2 separate regions of the Homo sapiens genome follow, and region 2 is linked to region 1. The links are chromatin loops, found by intact Hi-C in ENCODE. Cell type or tissue: ascending aorta. All regions are shown on one strand. Links, peaks and the distances in the headings refer to the core of each region. The heading gives the core; the rest is flanking DNA. Region 1 overlaps ACP3 (acid phosphatase 3). Region 2 overlaps DNAJC13 (DnaJ heat shock protein family (Hsp40) member C13).

Evidence for each region. A loop is a pair of places that touch in the nucleus more often than their neighbours do. Peaks named below come from ENCODE experiments on the same cell type or tissue, not always from the same donor. Only the 100,000 strongest peaks of a DNase experiment are listed, where the experiment ranks them.
Region 2: it touches region 1 in a loop (5-fold over the local background); 10 of 110 quality-filtered maps call a loop at or near these places.

What each region holds. Positions count from the first base shown.
Region 1 is chr3:132,347,671-132,357,064 of GRCh38, forward strand. It overlaps ACP3 (acid phosphatase 3), which reads left to right. Exons shown (of 10, transcript NM_001099.5): 8 at 2,250-2,332; 9 at 5,050-5,153; 10 at 9,016-9,394. The coding sequence ends at 9,208. Among named protein-coding and RNA genes, the nearest start is that of ACP3, 35 kb to the left of the region's middle. In ascending aorta, for the core only: a CTCF peak has its summit at 5,070 (motif pointing right); a DNase peak (open chromatin) is centred at 5,071.
Region 2 is chr3:132,444,568-132,453,961 of GRCh38, forward strand. It overlaps DNAJC13 (DnaJ heat shock protein family (Hsp40) member C13), which reads left to right. Exons shown (of 56, transcript NM_015268.4): 3 at 1,908-1,983; 4 at 2,754-2,903; 5 at 3,331-3,372; 6 at 6,080-6,280; 7 at 8,731-8,937; 8 at 9,032-9,127. Among named protein-coding and RNA genes, the nearest start is that of DNAJC13, 32 kb to the left of the region's middle. In ascending aorta, for the core only: no CTCF peak of the experiment used is centred there; a DNase peak (open chromatin) is centred at 4,234; H3K4me3 peaks cover 757 bases; H3K27ac peaks cover 2,718 bases.

The DNA of each region.
Region 1 (9,394 bases), core at 954-8,953:
ACAGGGTCTCCTTATGTTGCCCAGGCTAGTCTTGAACTCCTGGGCTCAAGCGATCCTCCACCTTGGCCTCCCAAAGTTCTGGGATTATAGGCATGAACTACTGTGCCCAGTCTAGAATTTTTATTTCATCATTTAACTTCAGGGGTGACACTGTTCAGTAAGACACACACACATACACACACACACACACACACACACACACCAAAAAAATCCCTGGGGCAAATTTAGGATCATATGGCTGGTCATATCAGTGAAAAGAGAGCTCTTCTTGCTCTAGGCCAGAGGTTGGCAAACTACTGCCTGTATGCCTAATCCAGCCCACTACCTGGTTTTGTAAATAAAGTTTTATTGAAATACAGCCACACTCATTCATTTATGCATTGTCTATTGCTGCTTTCATGCTACCACCGCAGAGCTGAGTAGTTGCAACAGATTTTTTAACCCACAAAGCCTAAGACATTTACTCTCTGGACTTTTACAGAAAAGTTTGCCAACCTCTGCTGTAGACTAGAAATGAAGGAAGCAAAGTTTATGTCTTCAGGTCAATGATATTTTTGTCTAGTTTACGAAGATTTAATAAAGGATACAACAGATAACTTTGAAGCTAGCTTTCCACGATAGCATGTTCTAATGATTACAAATAAAGGTTTTGACACAGGACATGCTAGATTTAAAGCCCTCCTTCTCTGCTTGCAAGTTGTATAATCTAATCAAGTTTCTGAGCCTCTCCAAGCCTCAGTTTCCCCTATAAAACAGAATATTGATATGCCAGAGCCTGAGGATAATCATGATAGTCACCCCTAATCACTCCTGGGATAAGGGTGTAATCATACCAGAACCAAGAACTGATATATTCATGACCAAAACTGCAGCCTGACTAAAAGGCACTTGTTGACAAAGGGCAACTTGCTGATTTCAGGTGGCTGTCATGGCTCCCAAAAGCTTGGCCACAGAGTTTAGCACCAACATGGCATGTGAATCAAGCTAAAGTCCCTAATGCATTCCACAGGGCAACCCTCTCTGAGATGGAGGGATTTAGACCTGTTAGACATGTACATTCAGATTATCCTATTCATCCTCAAGGAATTTCCAGTATCTTATAGAAAGAGCAGATACCTACCTCCTTAATTAACCCTTTTTTATACTTACTGGTGTACAGACCTGTCTCTTCTTACTATTTTATGAGTTTTTGGAGGGCAGGGACCAGGTCTGATTCTCCTAGCACAGTATCTGGCGCATCATAGCTGCTCAGTGTGTGTTTGTTGAGTGGACTACAGAACCTGAGATTATAGTCAATCTGTTAATATCAATGCCCTGCTCATTACAACTCACACACACACACACCCTAACACACCCTACTGGTCATTCTCAGCCAAGAGAGCACATGATGCAGGGTAAAGAGACCAACAGAGACACCAGATAGTTACAGACATCTCTGAAGCAACATGTCCTTAAAACAGGATCTGTTTTGGCACCACAAGGTACCCCACAGCCCTCAGTGCCTAGAAATAGGATAAATACTGTAAGCTCTATATCTGTCTTTCACCACCTCAGGAGCAACAGCAGTTAGGTGTTCAGATGTGAAGTGTGAAGAGCAAAAGTTTCCTCTACTGAAGACAGACAGAAACTCAAATGAAAGCTAAAGATGCTGGCTGTCCCCCCAATAGTGACACCTAGGGTAACCTGGAGAAATGGTCCACAGAGAATAGTCCATGATCTGTACAAACATCCAGAGAGCTGCTTTCTCCCATGGCCTCCCACAGGTCTGACTGCCAGAGAGTAGAAGCAAGAGGGGTGAAAATAGAGGAGTACCTGCTGTGCTGTCATTTCAGGTCTGCTCTGGAGAAGAACATGGGCTAAGAATTATCTTTTATGATCTGAAAAAGCTGTCTGAAGTTCCTTCCAAGCTTATCAGCCTCCTAACCTGAGCTTTAACAAAACCCGGTATGGTAGAGTCCTAGTGTGCCAATCCAGCTTTCCTTACCTGGCTGTGTGAGTCACTTAATATCTTTGGACTTAAGATTCCTTACCTAAAAATGAGGGTTGAGACGTAGGATTCAGTTTAAAAAAAAAAAAGTATGTAAATCACATTACCTAGCACAGAGCAGATGCTCAATAAAATTAGATCTTTGCCCCTCTTCTTAAGTCATGGCAGGGAGAGTCCGCAACTATGAAGTGACAAAAAGCTAATGAACTAAAATAGAAGCTTATGTTTGGTTCAGTTTGGTTATTGATTCATCTTCTTTAAGGTGTCCTGGTCAATGAAATCCTCAATCACATGAAGAGAGCAACTCAGATACCAAGCTACAAAAAACTCATCATGTATTCTGCGGTAAGTATTTTCATCTTCATTTAACATATGTTTGTTCAAGTGTGTGATCTCTTGAAGCACAGGACCTCATCTTTTTTTAATCTTCATTTCCCCATCTCCTTGTACGTGGTAGGCACTTGCACAAAGCTTTTAGAATTAAATGCATCATTCTGTCCTTTAAGGGATTTATAATCTAAACTAACAAGAAGACAAACATAAACACTATACAAAATGGGATGGAAATACCATGCAGGCAAGTGCTATGGCACCTCAGAAAATCTAGCCATCCCTTCTGTTCCAAGAGGGTGGAGAAGAGAAGCAGAAAGGCTTCCTAGACAAGGCAGCACATCCAACACATCAAAATGAAAGGGGTTAGTAAGTGCTCCTCACTAGTGTGTAGGACAAATAAAGTAAATTATTAGGACAGAAGTGGAAGGCCAGGAATGTTGTGTCCAAAAAGTGGTACCAAATTAGTGGATGTTAACTGTGCTGCTCAATATGGAACCTAGTAGCCAGAAGTAGCTACTTACATTTAAATTAATTATGATTAAGTAGAATGAAAAATTAAGTCCCTCGGTTGTATTAGCCACATTTCAGGTGTTCAATAGCCATATATAGCCAGTGGCTACTGAATTGGAGAGCACAGATATACAACATCTCCATCATCATGGAAGGTTTTTTAGATAGCCCTGATATGGAGTGTCAGAAGTTTATGCTGGATGGCAGCTGAAGGGCCATGTTGTCCTGCTGCTTCTTTGTTTAATTGTAGAAAGAAGCAAGGAAGCAAGGGAGAACCCCCCTGTCAGTGTTTGCTCAGGGAAGGCAGGGCAGGAGTGACAGGATAGGAGCAGCATTTTGGAAATTAATTATTTTATAGAATAACTGGATGTTGGGAACAGGATATGGTGTAGAAAGCTTTTGTGATAGTCTAGAAAAATGGGGATATGGCCTAAAATTAGGGCAGCGGCAGGAGAGGAAAAGAAGTGAGCCAGGTTACAAGAAAAGCTGAGTGTGCATTCTCAGTGATGAATTGGAAGTGGGTGGAAGACAATGATGTGGAAGGTGAAGCCCCAGATGAAGTCAAGATTTCAGTTTTCAGTGGCAGGAAGGAGGTGGTCTTGGGCCAGGCAAATGTACTGATTAGGCAATGGGTTTGAAATGCCACAGGGGCATCCCAGCAGAAAACTTCAGATGGCAAAGAGAATAGAAGGAGGAAAGGGAAGAAGGACTGCAACTCAAAGTTGGAGCTACATTTGGGAGTAGAAAGAAAAGAGAGCAAGAGATCTTAGAAAAGGCTTTCATCTTGGAGAAGCCAGGGAGAGAAGAGTCTGAGACGCCAAGGAGAGACACAGTGTTTGGGGAAAATTCTGCAATTGTATTATACATTCAAATAGCTGCCCATGGAGTCTGGGATGAGCAGGGAAACAGGACATAGCATGCTGACTCCTTTCACTCACATCTCCATGACAAAAGGTTTCTCAGCTGTGGCTGGAGAAAGAAAGTCATGTTTTCATTCATGCAAGAAGGTGAAAGAGGTGACTGAAGATGCCAGGAAGTTTGTTTATTATCAGGAGCCCTAAATGGTATAGACTAGGGAAATAGGCCTGGGCAGGAGCAGAGTGCTTCCTGGAGAGAGATAGGCCTGAAATTAGTCATTTCTGCCAATTTTCGTAGTGTCTAATCTGATTTCTAGTTTTAACTTGTGGTGTGACTTCCAGCATGTCATATCCGTAGCTCCTTTTTTTTTTTCTCTATTAGATTACTTCTAACGCCTTTTGAATATGTGCACGCTGCCATACAGTTTAGGCAGCCAAATGTTATCCCAATTTTGCAGATATGGAAGTTGAGGACTGCCTAAGATTAGATAGCTAATCAGTGGCAGAAAGGGGGTTGAAAACCACTCCCCTATACCTTCCAGCCACTCTGGGGTAAACATTTAGCTTTACAATTATTTTAAATTGCATCCTATACTTCCTTGTATTTTATCTTCCCTAAACATTTAAACCTCATATATTCTTCCACAACTTTAAATCACAGATGATGCTAATCTATAGAAAAATATAATCTAGCATTAATGTGTTTCAAAATATTTCAAAAAGGCACAGCACTTAAGGAGGCTTGATTCAAATTTACTTTCTTCCATTTGGGGTTATATGACATTAAGCAAGTTGCTTAATTTCCCTGGGTCTCAATTTCTTCATCTTTTATTATTATTTTTAAAATTATTTTATTTTATCGAGATGGAGTCCCGCTCTGTCACCTTCTGAGTGCAGTGGCACGATCTTGGCTCACTGCAACCTCTGCCTCCCGGGTTCAAGCGATTCTCCTGCCTCAGCCTCCCAAGTAGCTGGATTTACAGGCCCATGCCACCACACCCAGCTTTTTTTTTTTTTTTTAGTAGGGATGGGGTTTCACCATGTTGGTCATGCTGGTCTCGAACTCCTGACCTCAAGTGATCCACCTGCCTCGGGCTCCCAAAGTGCTGGGATTACAGGCATGAGCTACCACGCCCAGCCAATTTCTTCATCTTTTAAATGAAAATAATGATACATATCTAAATCATACTGCCTAGCACACCGCTAATGCTCAACCAAAATCTTTCCTTCTCTACTTATTAAGTCATTGTGGGCGTATGGGAAATTTAATTGAATCAGAAGCCATCATGGTGCTGTACAAGTGCTTCATACCTATTGAATGTGAATCTGAACAGGCGATAAAATTGATTTCAATCTCTGTAGCATGACACTACTGTGAGTGGCCTACAGATGGCGCTAGATGTTTACAACGGACTCCTTCCTCCCTATGCTTCTTGCCACTTGACGGAATTGTACTTTGAGAAGGGGTAAGTGACTAAGTGCTTTTCAAAATCAGTATCACTGGACCTTGGGTTTCATTATTATTATTTTGGGTTAAGGGTTGTGTGCCTGTTTGTCTTTGATTTGGTTTTATATTCAGAGGGAAGAATGGTGGTAACAAGATCTTTGCTAGTCATGTCTCTTTTTTCTTTTTCATGAAGACTTTTACTGGAAAATAATATACACAGTAGATGAAAAAATTGGGAAATAGCCTATGTAACAGAAATTACATTTTTAAAAAAATTAAGGTATTCTAAGAAGTAGGCATGTATTGTATATATACTTGGCAAGAGAAAAATTTCTTGATGGTTATATAATAATATTTTTTCAATTAAAGAATTCAAACATATTCATTCAGCTTCTGATGATTCATATCCACAAGTCAAGATTCTTAAAGTACAATTTCTAACTGGTGTCTACCTCTGTGTGACCTGGTGTGGCCCTCCCCAGATGACCACAGCTTAGCTTGAACCCATTAGAAGGGTCAAAGTTAGCGTAGCCAAATGTCCCAGTTCACCAGAATTGACCCATGAAATCTGGTGTTCTCAGAACATGTGAATTTCATTGTTAAAACCAGAAATGTCCTGGAAAAACTGGGGAAGAATTGATTATCACACCAAGGTCATACCAAAAATATTTATCTGCTGTGACAACGACATTCTCATTGGGAGGAGAAGAAGGAGGTATTTGGAACAAGTCACCAGACTTCATGGGATATTATTAGTGAAATAAGAGCAAGGAAAGGGCTGAGTTAAGGCAGTGACCCCAGAGTTTGTTTTGGGATTAGTCAGGGAGATCTATTTTGCCCTTCCCTCAAGGCATTCACAATAGCTGCACACCAACCTGACTGTGCAGTTACATGGGGACCTGGCTCAAAAGAGCCCATGCTTGTTTTAATGATCTGCTGTGGCCATCTTTAAATTGTAATAATGTTTAAACAATGGGCCCTGTATTTCATCTTGCAAATTTTGTAGTCTTGGATGTAGCTTTCTGGCCCCTGAATTTGTAGAGTAAGAAAGTAACAGCACAGAGACTTCATTCTCAACCAATATCTTCACTGCTTACAAAGAAGTGAGTTCTGCACAGTTAGGGACAGGTAGATACATTCTTTATTGAACCTCTAACTGAGTGTCAGGCACAATGAACTAGAACTAAAATGTGGTCTTAGTTAACCTTGCTCTCAAATATCTAGAGTCAGCATGGAGAGGTAAGACCCACAAAATGGAGACTGGCCAAATAGAACAGAAAATGGGAATGAAACGACTAGAGACATAAAACCCTCTCTTAATAACAAGCCCGGCACAAGTCTGCCCATCAGAAGGCCAGCTCTGGGCACAGAGTTAATAAATCCAACCAAATTCCAGGATCAGCTTCAGGAGCAGGCACCATCTCCTTTGGGATAAGACAAGAGAAGCTACTGACTCTACTCGTACCTCCCTGTTCTCTGGTTTCTGGACCCCAGTGGTCCAGAGCTTGCTTTCTCAGTGCACAGAAGCATTTTCTCCCACTGAATTGCCTTGTTTTACGACCCTGAGTTAAATCTATATTACAAATCAAGTGTGGAGTATTTTTTCAACTGAAAGGCAGTGACATACAGAAAAAATTAACCAAGGGCCACGTAAAGGTCAAGTCCAATTTGTTGTTGTATTAGGATTTTTTTTATTGGCACTCCAGGGAAATATCAAAGGTGAAACGTGATTGCTTTTAAATTAGGATCAAGGAGGCTTCGAGTTAACGAATTCTGTCTAAGCCTGCTTATTAGGTGATCCTGACTGTGAAGTGATCTCACATTTTCTTATGAGAAGATACGGAGAGAGACAGAAAGAGAGAGTATTTTAGATTTTCAACCATCTTAAATACGTAAACTTTTCAGGTTGTAGAAAAGGTAGCTAAAAATATTCTTAAAAGATTTAATTTTGGGTTAGATACAGAGATTTAAAATCATAGACTATATAAAATAATTCATTAAGTTAATATTGCTTTGTTTCACTTTTACATTTTATAAAATGATTTTATCTAAACTCTTTGTACTCATCTTTGGCTTGTGTCTTCACCACTAAAGCCAATTTTGAGTCTTTTAAAATTGTTTCCCAGATATATTCACTAATAAAAGATAATTTTGTCTTCTATATAGATGAACCTCAGATTTTTGAAGTCTTAACCCAATGAAAATTAATTTCACACTTATCTAACAGTACAATGCAGGTGTACATTAATAGATGTGATTCACACGTGGTGATTCAGGCACCCAGGGTTCCCTCTTTGGACCTACGGTTTCAAGAGTGCTGTGCTCACTTGCAGGCAGCTTGTAGAAAGGAATGAAAGGGTGGAGGCAGCAACCCGCTTATCAACCACGTCAGCCTTTTAAAGGGGACACATATCATTTCTGCTCACTTTCTACTGGCTAAATTAGTGACTTGGTCCTACCTAGGTACAACGTAGTCTTGGCAATGTGGTCACTTCTGAGCCATAATTCAATTCTATGGAAAGAGAATAACAGAGTTTGATGGAGTATTGGTCATCTAGGCCATATCATCTTAAGACAGAAGATGCTGTTACTGAAAAAGTTATTCCAAGATATAAGTACCCATTCATAATACATATTAGGGAGGTTTTTGTAAGTTTTATAGACATCTTATTTTATTTTATCTTATTTTATTTTATTTTATTTTATTTTTATTTTATTTTATTTTATTTTTGAGATGGAGTCTCGCTCTGTTGCCCAGGCTAGAGTGTAGTGGCGTGATCTCGGCTAACTGCAACCTCCACCTCCCAGGTTCAAGTGATTCTCCCGCCCCAGCCTCCCAAATAGCTGGGACTATAGGCATGTGCCACCACACCCAGCTAATTTTTGTATTTTTAGTAGAGACGGGGTTTCACCGTGTTAGCCAGGATGGTCTCGATCTCCTGACCTCGTGATCCACCCGCCTCGACCTCCCAAAGTGCTGGGATTACAGGCGTGAGCCACTGCGCCCAGCCTTATAGACATAAGTGAATATTTGCTGTTACTATGTTTATATGGCTTTTTAAAGTGATGTTTTAAAAGGCTTGTTTATAATGACAACCAAAAGTAGCCATTGTAAGGTTACACCAAAAGAAGGATCTCTAAATCCTTCTTGAGTTCCCCTCCTGACTCCTTGATTAGCAAATGGCTTCCATAAGCAACTCACGCTGGTTTAACTCAGGTTAGTTTACACCATTGGACCTTCCCAAATAGTACATTGTTTTTTTGAGATAAAGCATTGAGAGAGCTCTCCTTAACGTGACACAATGGAAGGACTGGAACACATACCCACATCTTTGTTCTGAGGGATAATTTTCTGATAAAGTCTTGCTGTATATTCAAGCACATATGTTATATATTATTCAGTTCCATGTTTATAGCCTAGTTAAGGAGAGGGGAGATACATTCAGAAAGAGGACTGAAAGAAATACTCAAGTAGGAAAACAGAAAAAGAAAAAAAGGAGCAAATGAGAAGCCTAAAAAGAAGGGAGGAGGAGAAGGAAAACCCAACACCCCCACCTGCCTCCCACTTCTTATCCAAAGGCTCAAAGTCCCACCCAGCTCCCTGCAACCATCACTTCTCACCACCTCCTCTGATTTAGCATCCTGGTGCCTACCTCCTATGTCCCTGTTCATCTAACAAACCAGCCCTCCCATTTCCACCCTGCAAATCTCTCCCGCCTGCCCCAGTCTCCCCATTTACACACCTAAATTGGCTAAAATCTCCCCATAAGTTTTTCCATTAGTCCCTCAACTGGCATGTAATAGTCCAAGTGGAAAGAAATTCAGTGGCAGTTCAACAACACAGAACTAACAGAGCTCTCTCCTCTGCCTTTGTCTGCCAGGGAGTACTTTGTGGAGATGTACTATCGGAATGAGACGCAGCACGAGCCGTATCCCCTCATGCTACCTGGCTGCAGCCCCAGCTGTCCTCTGGAGAGGTTTGCTGAGCTGGTTGGCCCTGTGATCCCTCAAGACTGGTCCACGGAGTGTATGACCACAAACAGCCATCAAGGTACTGAAGACAGTACAGATTAGTGTGCACAGAGATCTCTGTAGAAGGAGTAGCTGCCCTTTCTCAGGGCAGATGATGCTTTGAGAACATACTTTGGCCATTACCCCCAGCTTTGAGGAAAATGGGCTTTGGATGATTATTTTATGTTTTAGGGACCCCCAACCTCAGGCAATTCCTACCTCTTCACCTGACCCTGCCCCCACTTGCCA
Region 2 (9,394 bases), core at 896-8,895, 97 kb after region 1:
ATAAAATAAACAAATTCTGTAGTTTTATTTCAGGATTGTAAGGAGTTTCATGTTTGACTTTCAGGGTGATTTTGAAAAATAGTTTGTGAATTCACATCTCTTATCACACATTTGATTTCACTGTGCAGCTTTTAAGTCAAAGACTGAGCAAAATCTTATTTCTTTGTTTTAGTTCCTATTAATTGATTAAGCCTTTGAAGTTTTGAAACTTTTAAGCTCTTTAGATAGCTTGTTTACTTCACCAGTCCCCTAACCCTCACTCCACTTTAAAAAGAAGCAAATGACTGCTTTTTTGTTAGAGGGAAGTGCTATAATTCTTTAGTTTCTCACTCCACTTTAGACATGTAGAGTTAGGAAAAAAAACACAATGTAGCAATACTTTTGTATATGGATATGTGGTAAAGATTAATAAAATCTTATCATTTCCTTTTTACCTAAATGGAAATACTTTCTCATTTTTATAATATACTGATTTTAAAAAATAGACAAGAGAAAAATGAAAATGTGAAAGATCTCTCTTGATCTTAATGGGAATACTTTTATTGTATTACCTTTGAGTCTGATCATGGCTGTTTGTTTAAGTTATTAATGCCTTTTTAGCATACTAATAGTTCAAAGGAAGAAAACATGATTCTCTCCGTAGATGTCAAAAAGACATTTGATTTAACTTAAGCATTTTTGATAATTAAAAAAATCTCGTATTAAAATACAACTAGATATTTCAATAAATATAACAAATTATGTTAATAGATTTTTCTAATATTGAAGTGTTTACCTAATTGGTCACGGTGTATTACTATTTTAAAATGCGACTTGATTGTTACTGCTAATATTAGCTTTGAAAATAGATTGGTGGGTTTTTTTCTTATTGTATTGTCTTTTCAGATTTTAGTAGTATTAAAAAAATTGAGAAGCTGTTTTTACTCAGTTTTCGGCAACAATTTAAGGAGCATGGGAGTTACTTGGTCCTCAGGTTTCTTCTGTCTTGAAATCATTTGAGCCTGGTGCTTTTGGAGGATGTAATTCTTTGCAGCTTTCTTAAATTCTTCAATATAAGGGTTGATTTATTCTTATATTGAAGGGTTGATTTTCAAATTTGTCAGCATAGAGTTATATGCAGCATTTTAAAAAACTTTTGGTTGTGTGAAGTCTTTGTTTTCCTTAATTTTGTTTTATATATACTAATGTTTTATCCATTTTAATATTTTATTTCCAAAGAACTAATTATTTTGCTTTAAATAAGTTTTTCTAATTCAATTTCCTTTTATGATTATGAATTCCTTTCTCTTTTGAAGGATTACTGATACCCAAATGTTTTTTCTCCTTCAAATATGTTACTTGAAAGGAAATGAAGTGAGAAGTGAAAACTGCTTGTTTGTGGTGTAGGCTTCCTACTTCTATAAAATTGCAACACTGAGATGTAATAGGTAGTTGCTTAAGTAGAAACTATTAAGATTCCAGGATATGGCTGTGACTGACCAGTTGCCCCAGGCCATAGCTTTTCCTTCCTTTCCATATGGCTTTGTTGTAAGGGTATTTTGAAAGCATTGGTATGCAGTGTTTTTTTTTTTTAATAAAACTTTCCCATTTAGGATCTTTCAGCATCCTCAGCTGATGCTTTGCCAACTTAATTTATACTAACATCACACAAGATTGCTTGCATATAAATCATACTTTTCTACTTAGATATCTTAATAGTTCACAGTAAAATGAGTGGGTGGGTTTTAATAAAAATAACATTTTAGAATGTTTAAAAAGGTGAGAATATATAACTAAGCTATATTTAGTCACCATTAATCAACTAACACATTTCTATGTATTGAACTGTTTGTTTTGTGTTATATATATTTTCTTATAAAATATCTTTTTGTTTAAAACTAAATTTAAGCACTTGTTTTCCTTTGTAGGTATAAGCGTGTCTTTTCAGTTGGAACTCATGCGATTACTACATATAATCCCAATACCTTAGAAGTAACAAATCAGGTAATCCTGTTAGAAGCTGTTAGGTGTTTGTATGAACTCCCTTTGAATTTTAAAAGCCAGGCTGTGACCATTACCCTCCCTTAAATCAGTACTTGAAGATAGAAATGTCAAATCAGAAAGAGATTGATGTGCTTACATAATACTCTGATTTGGGGACCAAAAATAAATAATAAATAAACAGGAGGGGGAGAATATGCTTATTTCTAGGGCTCTCAAGGGTATAACTTGATGTTACTATTAGTTGTGGCCACCTCCTTTATGTAAAATTAGTAATTTAGTTCTCTATAATTTATAAAGGCTTATACTTTTTACTGTAACAAAAGCATATATAAGTCATGAGTCCAGTTAGTGTAAAATACTCGTCATGGGAGTAGGATTATGGGTTTATAAAGGCAAGAGTAACCTGAACATTTATAAGTAAACATATTCAAAGATATTCTGGCCTATTTTAATTCCAAATTAGGCATGTTTCACAAACTTTTTAACAAATTTTTAAGTAGTCATAAAATTTCACTTCCCAGTTCTTATCACTTTTTAATTTTAATTTCTTTGGATTAATGTCATCATTAAAATAGGAATACATATTGGATTTTTCTGACTAAAAACCTTTAAAAGAATTTTTTACAGAATTACTGTAAGACACAATTTCTAGACTCTATTTTATAAAATTTTGCTGATTTAATCAGTGATTATGAAATTAAAGTGACAAAAATAAGCATTACATTTTACTGTATTATAGTAGCACCAGTCAAAATTTTTTTTTTTTTAAGTGGCCTTATGGAGACATTTGCAGCATCAGCCCTGTTGGAAAAGGACAAGGAACGGAGTTCAACCTCACATTTCGTAAAGGCAGTGGAAAAAAGTCAGAAACTTTAAAATTTTCTACAGAGCACAGAACAGAACTTCTTACAGAAGCATTGGTAAGAAGATTCCATGTTCATAAATAAAATTTCTTTCTTCTCTTTTTAAAATGAAGTAGTTACATAGAAGTAGAGAAATTAATGTTCTCTGCCCCTGTACCCACTATGATTATTTTTTTCTTACTGACCTTTAACTTGACCCTGTGAAACGTTCACTTTTCTCTAACAGGCTGGAAAATCTTTTATATTTGCAAGTTTATTAGTTTTTTTTAATTGCATATGCAGGAGAAAGCATTGTATGTTTATCTTGTTCTTCAATAAGGTTTCATACTCTTTTTATTGAATATTCTTAAACTATAACTTGAATAACAGTTTTTAGTGTCCAGGTTACCAAGTCAGGATTTTACTTGCTTTGAGTAGAAGGGAGTGAGCCAAGTTTTCCTTACCAGTCTGTTGTCATAAACTGTGGTTATGTTTTCTCTTTCAGAGATTTAGAACTGATTTTTCAGAGGGAAAAATCACAGGAAGGGTAAATATTTAACATTTATTATGTATTTTTATTTGTTCAAATGTTGCCCTTTATTGTAGAAATCATTTCATAATCTGTGTGTTCCATTTGTAGCAAAGCTAAAGGGAAAAGAAACAAAATTGTAATGTCTCCTGATATCATGTTATGTAGTTTAACAGGAAACTCAAATATGAACAGTTAGATTTAAGAATGTTGATACTGGTAGATGGGGGGAAAAAAAGGCAAAAAAACCTTTGGAGCATTAAAAGCAACACTATAAGCATTCAGGTAGTCCTTATGCAGTATCCCAAACAGTAATACCAGAGAACGTCATACTGCTGATAGTGCATGTTGGAACATTCATTCATTGTTTGGTGTAGGAGTTTCTTATTTCAGAAATATTCAAGTTTTAAGATTTGAGCATACTGAAACTGTCTTCTTACATGTTCTTGGACTGGATCTGGCCTGTACTGAAGCTTGGCATGGTGCACTGACAGCTTTGGAGGAAGCTGTGGTGGCATATCAGAGTCGTCTTAACTTTCCCAGGCCTTTTCCAGTAATGTAACAGCAGCATTTAAACTAAATCAGAGACTTCTGGGAAAGAGGAACAGGAGTGTAACCTTTTTTCACTCTCTTGAGATATTAAATTTCTTCCCATTAGCAAGTATTACTTTTATAATGGAGAAAAATAATGCTTAAATTTATAGCACTGTTCAGAACCCTAGCTTCTGGCAAAAGGCAGGAACTGAATTCTGATATGCGGGCAGCACCATTCTCCTGTCTGTCTTAAGCCCTCATTCATAGAATATTTCTATGAATATTCTGCTACTTTTTTTAGCATCCCAGAAACCTCACTAATTTCAACTCTAGCAATTGGCTGGTTGCCCAGCAGCGTTTAAAAATAGTTTAATGGCAACTGGCGAGCTGCTTATTTCTTGTTCCTGATGAGCCATGGTCAAATTTTTATAAATCATAACTTGGTGTGCTTATTTTAATTATTCTATATTGTCAGGTGACGTACCTCATCTGTTTGGGAAACAACTGCTTTCAAAAGCATACTTAGAATTTTTATATAAGCTGTCTTTTGTACCAGTTAACTTCAGCCATTTAATACTTTTCAAAATCTTGTGGTAGAAACAGTACCTCTAGAAGATTGCCCAAAGGATAGTTTACCTGATTTTACATCAGGAGTAAGGGGCTCAAAGTGACACCTGTATTGTCCTAATAACAAGTTTAGATTCCACCCCAAATACTGTGCTGGCTAAACGGCACTCTTCTTGCCTAAGTTGAATTTGGCTCTAAGACCTCCATTTGCCCTAGATATACTTCTAAATCAGGGTTTCTCAAAAGTCCTTCTTGGTTGGCCCCTGCAATCCTGAGGGATAATGATGCTTCCATCAGCACATCTCATTAATGGCAGTTGTTTATGAGCTGGGAGGAATGGAGAATATCCTATATAGTGGTCTTGAGGCATGTAAACAAGTATAGTTTGGAAAGCTCCACAATTTTTGTGCCCTGCCTTCTCCCATTCCTGCAGCAGAGGTGTGGCATTGACTGATCTTTTGGTTCAGAATCAAGGTTCTGTATTCTTGGATTAGTGCAGGCCCCTTTGTCTGTCTGCATAATTACTTTTATGGAACTATGTGTGTGTTCGATGCATAGATCAGTAATGTTGAGGAGACTTGATGTCCTGTGAAAGTCATTGCTGACTTCAGTGTTGGGATATTAGTGGAGGTGTTCATTACTTAGTGCTTCACTCTCTTTTCTGAAAACCTAGAAGATAATTTCTTATTTCAGTATCAGAAATAGTTGTACTCCAGAGCAACCAATTGATTTTTACATTAAAAATTGTAATTGACCATGTATCCCACTTTATATTGATGGGTAGAAAACTGCGGTGTTTGGGTGGGGGAGAGGATACTCATTTCACATCTGAAACTTTGTTATCCTTATTTTCTCTTTGCTTCAGTTTTCTATTATTTTAAATTTATTTTCTTCTTCCGTATCGCATCATTTTGCTTAGCAGCCTTGATTAAACCTTTTTTCTTTTTAAAGACTGAAACTGGATAGTAAATGGATATTGACTATTCTAATAATTTCTGACACTCAGCTACTTTAATTTGTGAAGGAATATTATCTAAATGGAATTTTACTTGCTAATATGATCAAACATCTTGAAGATAACTTTCCAGTTGTGTGATTAGAAAAGCCTAAGGTCAAATACAGGCCTCAGCTTTTTTTTTTTGTATGTGGAAATAAAATATACATTAATATACTGAGGCGGTTCAGGTTGTTTAAATTGAATATTACAACTTCCCTGAAATGTGACTTAGCTCTTTTCATTATTGAACTTGGATTAAAAGAATCCATCAAAGAAAGTAGATCTTTTTTCCAGTAAAACTCTTTCAGAATACATTTCTATGTAGGATTTCCTCTTTTTTCTTTTTATAAATTTACATAGAGTGGCTTAAAATAGCTTCATAAAATATTGTAACCCAAACCCTTTGCTAATTAAAAAAGAATGTACTGTCTTCAGTTAGTGTGAACATTCTTAAACACCTCCAAATAGTTAAAATTAATCATAGTTTTAACAATTTGGATAGTAGCTCTAAATATTTACGATGACAGTTAGATTTTTGGTCGTTTCAATAGTGACTGTGATACATTAAATTTTATTTTATATGATTTTATTTTATGAACCTAAAAGTAATACTGATTCTGTCTTTAGAGATACAACTGCTATAAGCATCACTGGAGTGACTCAAGAAAACCTGTAATTTTGGAAGTAACTCCAGGAGGCTTTGACCAAATTAATCCTGCAACCAACAGAGTACTCTGTTCCTATGACTATAGAAATATTGAAGGATTTGTAGATCTCTCAGATTATCAAGGAGGATTTTGTATACTTTATGGAGGATTTAGTAGATTGGTAAGTACTATTTTAAAAAAAAAAAACACTTTAAAAGGGTCATGACCATTTGAAGGAAAGCAAAGCTTTTTATACTTCATTTTGAAATTTCACGTGAGTCCTCTGGAAGGAAGTATAATAGTCCAGGTTTTGGTATCAAAGATACCTGAGCTTGAATCCCAGTTTGCTGCTTTCCAAAATGAGGAGAGTGAGGATCTGGTGAGATAATTTATGTAAAATGCTTTACACACAATGGATGGCTTAGTACGGTAAACAGTGACTACAGTTGTTATTTTCATTGGTATTACTGTCTTACCAAAAAGTTTCTAAGCTTTCTTTGAAAAAGTAATTTAAGCCTGGCATGGCAGCTCACACCTATAATCCCAGCACTTAGGGAGGCAGAGTTAGGAGGATAGCTTGAGCCCAGGAGTTTGAGACCTGCCTGGCAACATAGTGAGACCTTGTTCTGCACAAAAAGGAAAAAAAAATGAAAAAAGTAATTTAAAATCACTTACTTTTTGAGAATCTTTCATCCTTTGCCTGGCTGTTTATAATCTGAAATCTGAGTATGCATTGAAACTTCAATCTGGAATTCATTGCGTGTTTTTGTTCTGAAATTCAGAATTATATATAAGTAAATTATGGGGTATAACAGAAGCTACTTAAGGTGCTGAGAACCCTGTTAATCAGTAATAGAAGCTGAAGTATATATAACTATTTTTTTTTAAGATACATCCTGCCTTTCTGTCTCAAAGATGTGCGGTAGAGAAAGTCTCCAAATGGAGAGACTCATTTGAACTTAATTGCAAAATTCCTTTCTCTTGAAAATTTTAATTCTTGTAGCTACCTTAGTGTTCCGGGAATGCTCCTTCAATTTTTAGTGTTTTGTAGATAAAATATCGTTCTGTTGGTAGCAGAGCCAAAGCAAGCGTTGAACTTTTACATATATAAGATAGTAGATGTTAGCAAAAGGGAAATAAACAATGATGGGGGCTAGATAATCTGATGTAGAAATATAGTTGGTTCTTCAGAGTTACAGGCCTTTTTCCATCTTAGATTTTACTCTTTCCCCACTTGATGGGTACCATCCTAGTTTCCCTCATCTAGGAACATACAGGTAAACCTCTGTGTGTTACCTCTGAGGCTTGACCCAAAAGATGAAGGCCCTTCTCCCAGCCCAAAGCCTGCTGTCTTAGTGCTATCCATAGACTGTCTCTTCCCTGGTCAGTGGTAATTTGGAATGTTTAACATCTTGTTGGTAAAGATACCTGATTACAAGAATATGGCCTGTCAGGCCTTAATAGGATAACTGTATCACAGTAATTCAACCAAGCCATAAAATGGAATAATAAGGTAAACGTTAAGGATGAAAATTGTTTCATACTCTTCTTATTGCCAACATTTTGTATTACTTGGGGGCAGCAAGAAGTTTTCATTTGAATTAATCCACTTTCTCACTGTAAGACACTAGCTAAAATGAATCAATTCACTATAAATATGGTACTATACCAGATTTATTCAACAAACCTTTATCTAATACCTTTTGCATCTATGGTGACTATAAAAAGCTGCTAGGAATAAAACCAGGTTCTTAAACACGATGTGATCCAGTGTTTCTCAGCAGGGGAGCTGTTGACATTCTGAGGAGGACAATTCTTTCTTGTGTGGGACACTCCTACTCTGCCCTTTACAGGACATTGAGCATTTCTGGCCTCTAGACACCAAATGCAAGTTCAGGTTGAGCATACCAAATCTGGAAGTTCAAAATGTTCCAAAATCGGAAACTTTTTGAGTGCCAACATGATGCTTAAAGGAAATGCTTGTTGGGGCATTTCAGATTTGGGATTTTCAGATTTGGGATGCTCAACTGGTAAGTGTAATGAAAATATTCCAAATGCTGAAAAACTCTGAAGTCTGAAATAGTTCTGATCCCAAGCATTTCAAATAACAGATACTCATCCTGTAGCCTGTTCCCTTACCTTTGTAAATAGAGCCCAGAAAGTTGGTTTGTAACATCGGTAGGCCAATGACTTGTAAACATTTAAACATTCTTCAGCATCATCTTGCAAAGAAGCCTACTGTGTAAAACAGATTAAATCAGAGCTGCGTTGTTTGAAACTGGGAATCCTGCCCACACAGTACCCATCACCCCCAGTGGCTTGGCTGGGGTTCCTTGGAGGCCCTTCTTGGAAGACCCAGCATGCTGTTTTGCACAAGGTGATGAGAACCAGAACCTGAGAAATTTTGAGATAATTGCCGTTCAGTGAGTTAGTTGCAAAGCTCTGTATCCCAGACTTTATTATTTTAATTTAGTAATAGTCTTTTCATTGAAACAACTGCTTATTTGCCTCTAATACCTACCTCTTTTTTCTCTAGAATTGCTACTTTAATACCTTTCCTATGAGTTGATTAGCTACAGACACATTTCAGTTGTTTCAACTCTGACTTTTTAAATTTCTAAATTTGTGCAGCATTTATTTGCGTCAGAGCAAAGAGAAGAGATTATTAAAAGTGCAATAGACCATGCTGGTAACTACATAGGTATTTCATTGCGGATCAGGAAAGAGCCTTTAGAATTCGAGCAATATTTGAATCTTCGCTTTGGAAAATACAGCACTGATGAATCCATCACATCTTTAGCAGAGTTTGTAGTCCAAAAAATATCACCTAGACATTCGGTAAGACCCATATGTTAAAAATGAAAATTTGTTCACCTGATTTTGACGTTTTAAAAAATAACTTCTTAATATGTCTCAATTTTATTTTTTGAAGGAGCCTGTTAAAAGAGTTCTAGCACTTACAGAAACATGTTTAGTAGAACGTGATCCGGCAACCTATAATATTGCAACATTGAAGCCTTTAGGAGAAGTAAGTTTCAGCATTGTTAGCTTAAATGAGATTTCTTTCTATTGATAAATTAGGATAATTTTCTTTCTATTTTAATGTTTACTCATGGCTAAAGAATATGGAATGGACAGAATCTGTATTTAACTCTTAACATATTTATATTAATTGATCATAGAACAATGATTATTACAAAAGTTATTTTCCAAGTATATAAAGAATGGAACTTATTACTCAACTGAAAATTTGAGATTTTAAAGTTTTAAACTCTTATATTGTAAACAAGTCACA